3 separate regions of the Homo sapiens genome follow, and regions 1 and 3 are each linked to region 2. A link is an interaction called in ENCODE POLR2A ChIA-PET data of the cell type or tissue named here. Cell type or tissue: PC-9. All regions are shown on one strand.

Evidence for each region. ChIA-PET counts read pairs that join two places held together with the same protein. Peaks named below come from ENCODE experiments on the same cell type or tissue, not always from the same donor. Only the 100,000 strongest peaks of a DNase experiment are listed, where the experiment ranks them.
Region 1: POLR2A ChIA-PET joins it to region 2 with 8 read pairs; 3 of 35 experiments call an interaction of 5 or more read pairs at or near these places.
Region 3: POLR2A ChIA-PET joins it to region 2 with 6 read pairs; 6 of 35 experiments call an interaction of 5 or more read pairs at or near these places.

Annotation. Positions count from the first base shown.
Region 1 is chr3:13,797,597-13,800,096 of GRCh38, reverse strand. No RefSeq gene overlaps it. Among named protein-coding and RNA genes, the nearest start is that of WNT7A, 81 kb to the left of the region's middle. In PC-9, no CTCF peak of the experiment used is centred here; no DNase peak of the experiment used is centred here.
Region 2 is chr3:13,848,836-13,851,335 of GRCh38, reverse strand. All of the region lies in intron 3 of WNT7A (Wnt family member 7A), which reads left to right. Among named protein-coding and RNA genes, the nearest start is that of WNT7A, 30 kb to the left of the region's middle. RefSeq lists an enhancer at 630-924. In PC-9, no CTCF peak of the experiment used is centred here; a DNase peak (open chromatin) is centred at 945; H3K4me3 peaks cover 361 bases; H3K27ac peaks cover 1,457 bases.
Region 3 is chr3:13,651,476-13,653,975 of GRCh38, reverse strand. All of the region lies in intron 1 of LINC00620 (long intergenic non-protein coding RNA 620), which reads right to left. All of the region lies in intron 1 of LOC100293612 (a long non-coding RNA gene), which reads left to right. Among named protein-coding and RNA genes, the nearest start is that of LINC00620, 2.0 kb to the right of the region's middle. In PC-9, no CTCF peak of the experiment used is centred here; a DNase peak (open chromatin) is centred at 985.

The DNA of each region.
Region 1 (2,500 bases), 51 kb after region 2:
GTGACCACTCCCACTCAGGACACCAGAGGTTCTCTATGCCACACCCATGCCAGCACTTGGCATAACCCAGCTTTCTAATTCCTGCCCGTCTAATCAATGTAAGGTGATAGCTCATTGTTATTTTAATGTGCATTTCTCTGGTTACTAATGAGCTTTCCCATCTCTTCCTGAGCTGTTTGGCCTTTTCTGTTTCCACTTCTATAAATTGCTGGTTTATATATTTGGTGCATTTTTCCACTGGGTCTACTATCTGAAAAACCTCCTCTGAGCTTCCCATCTGGCCAACCTCCTTGGCTCCTTCAGAAGCCTGCACTAACCCATCATGTCCTGGGCTCTCTGCACTCCATAGTTCCCTGGGTATTACCTCCCCAGCCGGAGGCAGGGACTGTGTTGCATCCTCACCCCTGCTCACCTGTCTGCCTCGCTCATTCACCCACTGGGTTCCCTTCACAACTGGGATAAAATTCAAACTCCTTACCACGGCCAGAGGGTCCACTCTGTCCCAGCTGACCCTGAGCACTCTTGATGTCCCTGCTAACTTGCTTAAGCCCCTTGGGCTTCCTGGCTGGGTCTGACATGCCATGCTCCTCCCCACCCTCCCTTCCTCCAGGCAGGACCTCGTTTAGAAGTTACCTCCTCCCAGCTGCGCAGTGGCTCACGCCTGTAATCCCAACACTTTAGGAGGGTGAGGCGGTCGGATCAAAAGGTCAGGAGTTCTAGACCAGCCTGGCCAATATGGTGAAGCCCCATCTCTACTAAAAATACAAAAATTAGCCTGGCATGGTGGTGGGCCCCTGTAGTCCCAGCTACTCGGGAGGCTGAGGCGGGAGAATCACTTGAACCTGGGAGGCAGAGGTTGCAGTAAGCCGAGATCGTGCCACTGCACTCCAACCTCGGTGACAGAGCAAAACTCTGTCTCAAAAAAAAAAGTCACAAGTCACCTGCTCCCAGAGGCCTTCCCTGACCTCCCTGCCTGAAGTACCAGTGCAAGGATACCTGCCTCCACTCCACTCCCTGAGCTAGCTTTGTCTTTTCCTGGCCCTTACCAATCTGGTCATTAGGTCGTGCACGTTCTGTGGGTTTTTGGAGGTGAGGCAGCTGATGAATGCCAAGTCCATAATAAAAAGTGTAGCCCCCATACGGGAGCCCAGGCCCCCGGGTGCGTTCCCCACCCTGCCCTGACGTAGTGCCCAGGGCTGTTTAAACTCTGGCATTTATGAGATTCCACCTAATACCTCTCCACTGGCTGCTCCTAAGGCATGGCGGCTTAATCAGCACCAGAAAAGATGTTGGCAGTGGAGGCAGACAGGCCAAGGACATTTGTGCTCGCACCTCCTCAGAGCACAGCCACTTCCTGCAGGCCCCAGCATGGATCTCCCACTCACCCCGAGCCCCGTGCACCTAGACAATGGTTCTGTAGGACGGCTTCTTTTCAGGGAACTGTGAGCAGGAGTGGGGACACACCACAGCCAGACCTGGGTGGAGAGAAGCGGATGGACCTAGTCCGCCTCTATTCTGGATAGTCACCTTAATAGAGGAGCCACGGGTGGCAGGAGGCTGGGACCCACCTTGCCCATGGGGACCCCCTTTCTGCATGCCCTCCTGGGCTGCTGAAACACAAGAAACCAACCTCCACGGTGTTAGGCCACCAGGATACCTCGGTCTAGCCGCAGCTGGAATAATCAACTAAAACGTGGATTAAGGCATCGAGGCAGGCCCATCACATTCGCTGGAGGAGGAAACCAGAGTAGGCCAGTGCCCGATAGATCTCGGTGAGTGAACCCATAGATGGGATGAACTGAGCCAGCCCTTGCCTCTCTGTGCTCCCTCCAGTGTAAAGAAGTAATATCCATATGTGTGTGTGTGTGTTTATATATATATAGTTATTGTTGCTGTTGTTGTTAAGACAGGGTCTCACTCTGTTGCCCAGGCTGGAGTGCAGTGGCACAATCTCGGCTCACTGCAATGGCTGCCTCCTGGGTTCAAGTGATTCTCCTGCCTGTCTCCCGAGTAGCTGGGATTACAGGCACGCACCACCACACCCGGCTATTTTTTATATTTTTAGCAGAGACAGGATTTCACCATGTTGGCCAGGCTGGTCTCGAACTCCTGGCCTCAAGTGATCCACCCGCCTCGGCCCCGCAAAGCGCTGGGATTACAGGGGTGAGCCACTGCGCCCAGCCATATCCTTTATATTTTTATTAACAAAAGTAATACATGTTCCATAGTTTAAAAACATGCAGAAGTATCTAAAGTGAAGGGTTAAAATACACTCATCTCCAAAATCCTGCTCCCCAGAAGTAACCACTATGATCAGTTTTGCCTATGTGAATTATAAACATATACATACATATTCCCATTGTATGACTGTTTTACAAGTTGTTTTCTGAACGTCAGAAGAAGCACAAATAAACACTCCTCATTCTCTTTAACAGTCAGAGTATTTCACAGCCTGAAGGTATCCAAATGTATTTCATCAGTCTCCTATTTATGGACATTG
Region 2 (2,500 bases):
CGAGTGACGAGGCTGCAGAGGGGCTAGATCCTAACACACAGCCTTGAATGCCAGAACAAGGAGTGGGACTTTGTCTTAGGCCAGAGGTGCCCAGAAGAGGCTTTGGTGGGGCAGTGCTTGGGCAGGTTTCTGGCCCTGTCTGGGATAGAGTGGAGTACAGAGTGAAGGGGCTGTGGCCACGGTTGGTGCCTAAACCCAGCAGGAGCCTCGGGGCGCACGGCTGGGGAGGCTGTTTAGGAAGCCTAATAGGTAGGAGATGTGTCAGGTGTACTTGGTGTGGAGGAACAGGGTCGTAATGGAAGCCATGGTGTTTGTAGGATTGCCCGATGGGAGGGTTAAAGGGGGAAAGCAGGAGAGAGCCTGGGCCACAGCCTGGGCAAATGGGTACTGGGACGGGAGGGCTATGGGAAGGGAAGGACAGTCAGGGAGGTTGGAGGAGAACCAGAAGAACCTGGGCCTTCTGGGTGCATTTGTGAGTGCGTGTAGACATCCCCCTGCAGGAGTGCAGAGAAGCCTGGGCAGCTGCGAAACCCAGCCAAGGGCCAGGGGTCTCCGAGCCTCCATGATAATATTGTACCTGGCAGGCCAGGCTTTCGAGTCCTTACTGTACAGAGAGAGAAGTGCACCAGGGAGCTCCGGGGGCCTGGGGGAGGGTGGAGGCTCTCAGCAACCCCTTCATGAGAGTGTGGTGACTGAGCCCAGGAGAGGCAGCCCTGGGGATGGGGGCCCAGCTGGGACGGGGCTGGCCCCTGCTGGAATGCGCCTCTTGCTCCAAGGGAGGTGAGCTCAGGGGGATGGAATTCCGCCGAAGTGAAAAGTCACCTCCCAGTCCCTGCCCAGCCTCTTGCACACGGAGGGGTGTCGGTCTTGTCCCTTCCTGCCCTGCCCCGTCTGGTCCGGGTGCTCCTGGGAGCTGGATTCCCACCCCTGCCCTGGCCGCAGGCAGGCCTGTGAGTCAGGGGACACCAGGGACCAGCCCCTGGCAGCTGGGGCGGAGCCCAGATAAGGCCTGCTCAGCTATGCTCCTCTCTGCTGTCCCGAGGGCCACTTGCATATTTGACCAGATAGAGTGGCCAGTGGTGGCATGTCGAGGGCCTGAGGAGCCAGGCCCCGCCCAGCCCGAAGCTGACTGGCCAGGCCAGGCTGGAAGGAGGCATCCTCAGTCTGCCGTGCCCTCCATTCCTGCCCCGCCCCTGGGCACAGGTGTGGGTTCTTGCCCTTGCGAATGGAAAGGCTTGCAGCCAGGACTCAGGGGACTTGGAGCAGGAATGGTCTTGCACACATCTCAGCCTTTCAGGGCCTTGGTTTCTTCCATGGCAGGGGCTTCTTTCCTTTGCTCCCAGGAGGGTCTCCAGGTCTGACATGTGGGCTGGGGAATGACATGGGGTTCTTGGGACCATTGTACCCCAACCCTGTCTGCAGCTTCTCTCCCACACACACCACCTTCCAACCACACACTCCTGCAGTCAACCAAGCTTGTTCGCACCTCAGGGCCATTGCACAGGCCGCTTTCTCTGTCTGCAAAGCTCTTTCCTTGAATCTTTGCAGAACTAGCTCCTTGTATTCCTTCAATTCCTGGCTCAGATGTTGCCTTAATGGGGAAGTCCTCCCTGACTTCCCTCCCCTGCTGTCTGTCTCATCTCTCTCCATCACCCTACTTTACTTGCATGTGAAACCACCGCACAGAATGATCTCATTTGCACAGCTCTTTGTGTCTTTATTGCTTGTTGCCTCCCACTGCAGGGTCAGCACCACAGGGTAGTGATGGCCTAAGTTCACCCCTAAACCTAGAACAGTGCCTGGCGCATCGTAAGTGCTCAAGAAATATTTGTTGAGTGAACAAATGATATGGCAAGTGCTTGCTCTGTCTTGGGGGGATTTCCAGGAGCAGGGCTGCAAGGTATAATACAGGACTCCCACTTAGAGTTGAATTTGAGATAAACAAAAGTACGTCCAAACTATTGCACAAGACATACTAAAAAATGATTCGCCATGTATCTCAAATTCAGATTTAACCAAGTTTGTGGTTTTGAATTGAGCTGATATTGAGATAATTGTAGATTCACATGGAATTGTGGAATATGAAGAGATCTTGTGTACCCTTTGCCCAGTTTCCCCCAATGGTGACAGCTTGCAAAACTATAGGACGAGGGTCACAACTAGGATGCTGATGCTAGGACAGTCAAGATGCAGAGCACACAATGGTCCCCAGGTTGCCCTTGTATAGCCACTTCTACTTCCCTTCCCCTTCCGAATCCCCAGCAAGCACTAATTTGCTCTCCACTTGTATACTTTCATTATTTTAACGATGTTACATAGGTGGGTCTTACAGTATAACCTTTCCAGACGAGCTTCTTTTCATTCAGCACAATTCCCTCAAGCCTCCTTCAAGTGTTGTGTATCAGTAGCCGGTTCCTTTACCTTGCTGAGTAGTATTCCAGGGCACAGAGTCTCCACAGTTTGTTTTGCCATTCACCTCTTGAAGGATGTCTGGGTTGTT
Region 3 (2,500 bases), 200 kb after region 2:
CTGTATCCTGGTGTGATGGAAACCATGGGGCTGGGAGCTGAGAACAGTCATTAGTCATAATGGCTTAGCCAGCTGTGAGGAGCAAGGTAGTGACAATGGAGGGTGAGGGTGTGGAGAAGAGAGGAGGCAGAGGCCTCCGAGGAGGCGATTGCAGTGACGTCGGTGAGAGACGCAGGTAGTGGAAGCAGGCCGGGGCAGTAGAGGTAGGGGAAGAGGCAGGAAGTGGCGAGTGCTGGAGTGGGTGGGCGGAGGGCTGTGCAAGACTCACCGCTGGCTAGGAGATGAGGGGACGGGCAGGGGCCAGGCTGTCCAGGTTTCCGACTGAGCAACTGGGTGACCAAAGACACCATCTCCTGCGTATCCCCTGATCCAACTGGCCTTGCGCCTCCTCCCATCTCCAATTCCTTCCGCTGCAACCCCTGGATTCAGATTGCTGCCAGCAAACCCACTAAAACCACCTCTTCCCTTACCTCCTGCCCCTGGAGCCCCAGCCCACGTTTGGGGCCCTTGTTGAGGAGGCGCCCTCTCAAGCCCCAGGTCTGGAGATACAGTGTGCAAAGGATGGCCCAGCAAAGACCATGTGCGTTGGTACTGGCAAGGGGAGCTCCCCAAAAGAAAATGGGGAACACTGCAGGCAGGCACATTAGCTGAGGTTCTGTGGACATGTGCTATCCAAGAGCCCCAAAGGGTGGCTACTAAGGCAATGCCCATTTACAGTTGCGGAAACAGGCCCCAGGAGGCAAGATGTCCCAGCCGATGTCTCTCAGCAGGACAAAGACGCTAGCAGTGTTCACTTGGGACCTAATCTGCAGTTGCCTCCTGCCAACCCCCAACCCCGGCCCACCCCGCACCCCAGCCAGCTCCCAGCCCTCAGGCTTTGCTGGGCCCCCTGCAGGGATGGCTCAGCACCAGACCTAGGGCGTGGGCCTGGTGACCAGGTCTGGGGGTGGGAACATCAGGGCATAAATCCTGACCCAGCTGACAGTGCCCCGGGGCAGACACAGAGGCCCTAGTGTCACCTTCCTGTCCCCACCCTTCCTGGCATGTTTCACAAGGTCAGAGGTGCTGGGTGGGGTGAACAAGCACATAAACCTTGGCCCCAGCCAGGTCAGCCTTGAGCTTCCGACCTGATAAATGGACAGAGAAGAGGACGAGGCCTGGCCCTGCACTGACCTTTAGGGCCAAGAAAGAGTGAGTCACAGAGGGCCAAGCTGCAGTGGGGATATCCAGGGGCCTGAGTGGAAGCCACAGCCAAGCCCCATCCAGGAGCATGCAGAGAGGGACCTGGAGCAGATACCTCAGGTGTTGGGGTGGGGTGTCCAGCTCACAGGCCCAGCCTGGGCCTCCTAACACCAAATGCAGCCACCACCACCCCCAGCCTGCTCCTCCCTTCAACTCTGGCTCCAGCCTGGACATTGGACAAACTCCGATTGCCACCTGAGTAGCTGGAAAGGACCCAGCCCTTCTCTCAAGCAGTTCATGAGGAGGGGGGCGGGTGGAGTGTGCACGCACACATTTGCTTATTCATTCGACACGCATTTGTTAGTGCCTGCTTTATGCACGGTGCTAGGTGCTGGGGACTCGGATCTTATTTTGCTGCATCAGTCCTGAGAAGGACTACCTGCAGGGATGTGTGAGGGCGGTGGGGGCACACAGCAGGCAGATGCCAACTCTGTGTGGGGTGCTCAGAGCTGAGCATTGCAGGATGCGTAGGAGTTTGCCAGGTACAGAATGGGCAGAGGCGTGGAGATGAGAAGGGTCTTGGAGGGTGCTAGGAAGGGCTGGTGGCCAGGGTGGCTGGAGTGCAGGGAGTGGACGGGGAGTGATGGGCAATGAATCTGAAGGGGGCAGGGACCGGAATGTCAGGCCATGGAACTGGGACTTGATGCCGTGGCAATGGGGAGTCATGGTGGGGTTTACACAGGGGAGAGGCCAAAAGCTCAGTGTCCTCTCTGCTAGCTCAGCCCCAAACATCTTCCTCTCACCTCCTGACGCAGCAGATAAGGACAGCAAGGCTCAGAAAGGCCAGGTTTCCTGTCCCTCCCCGATCCTCAGCCCCTCATCACCCGTGGCTGGACTCCCTGTGTGGCCTGGGCCAAATATTCAGCTCTTCTGGGCCTCAGTTTCTGTGTCTGTAAAACGGGGATCATCATGGAAGGAAGGAAGAGTTTAGTGAGGTAAGAAGGCTACACAAGTAGCCCGCCTGTCTCCCTCAGGGGAGGCAAGACAGACTGGTTCCAGACCATTTGCTACCCCAGGAAATGGCTGGGCAAGGTCTCTCTGAGAGCTGGAATGACCAGGCTGAACACAGGGCTGTAGGTCAGGCATCTGCTAGAACCCAGGTACTAGAGATCAGAATGCCCTATACACACACACACACACACACATACACACACACCCAGAACAGTGGCAGACACCCCCTCCCCTCCTCAGATGCGTTTCACCAGGTTCCCCCACACTCACAGCCACGCGCCTACAGAGATGCAAACTCACACACAGC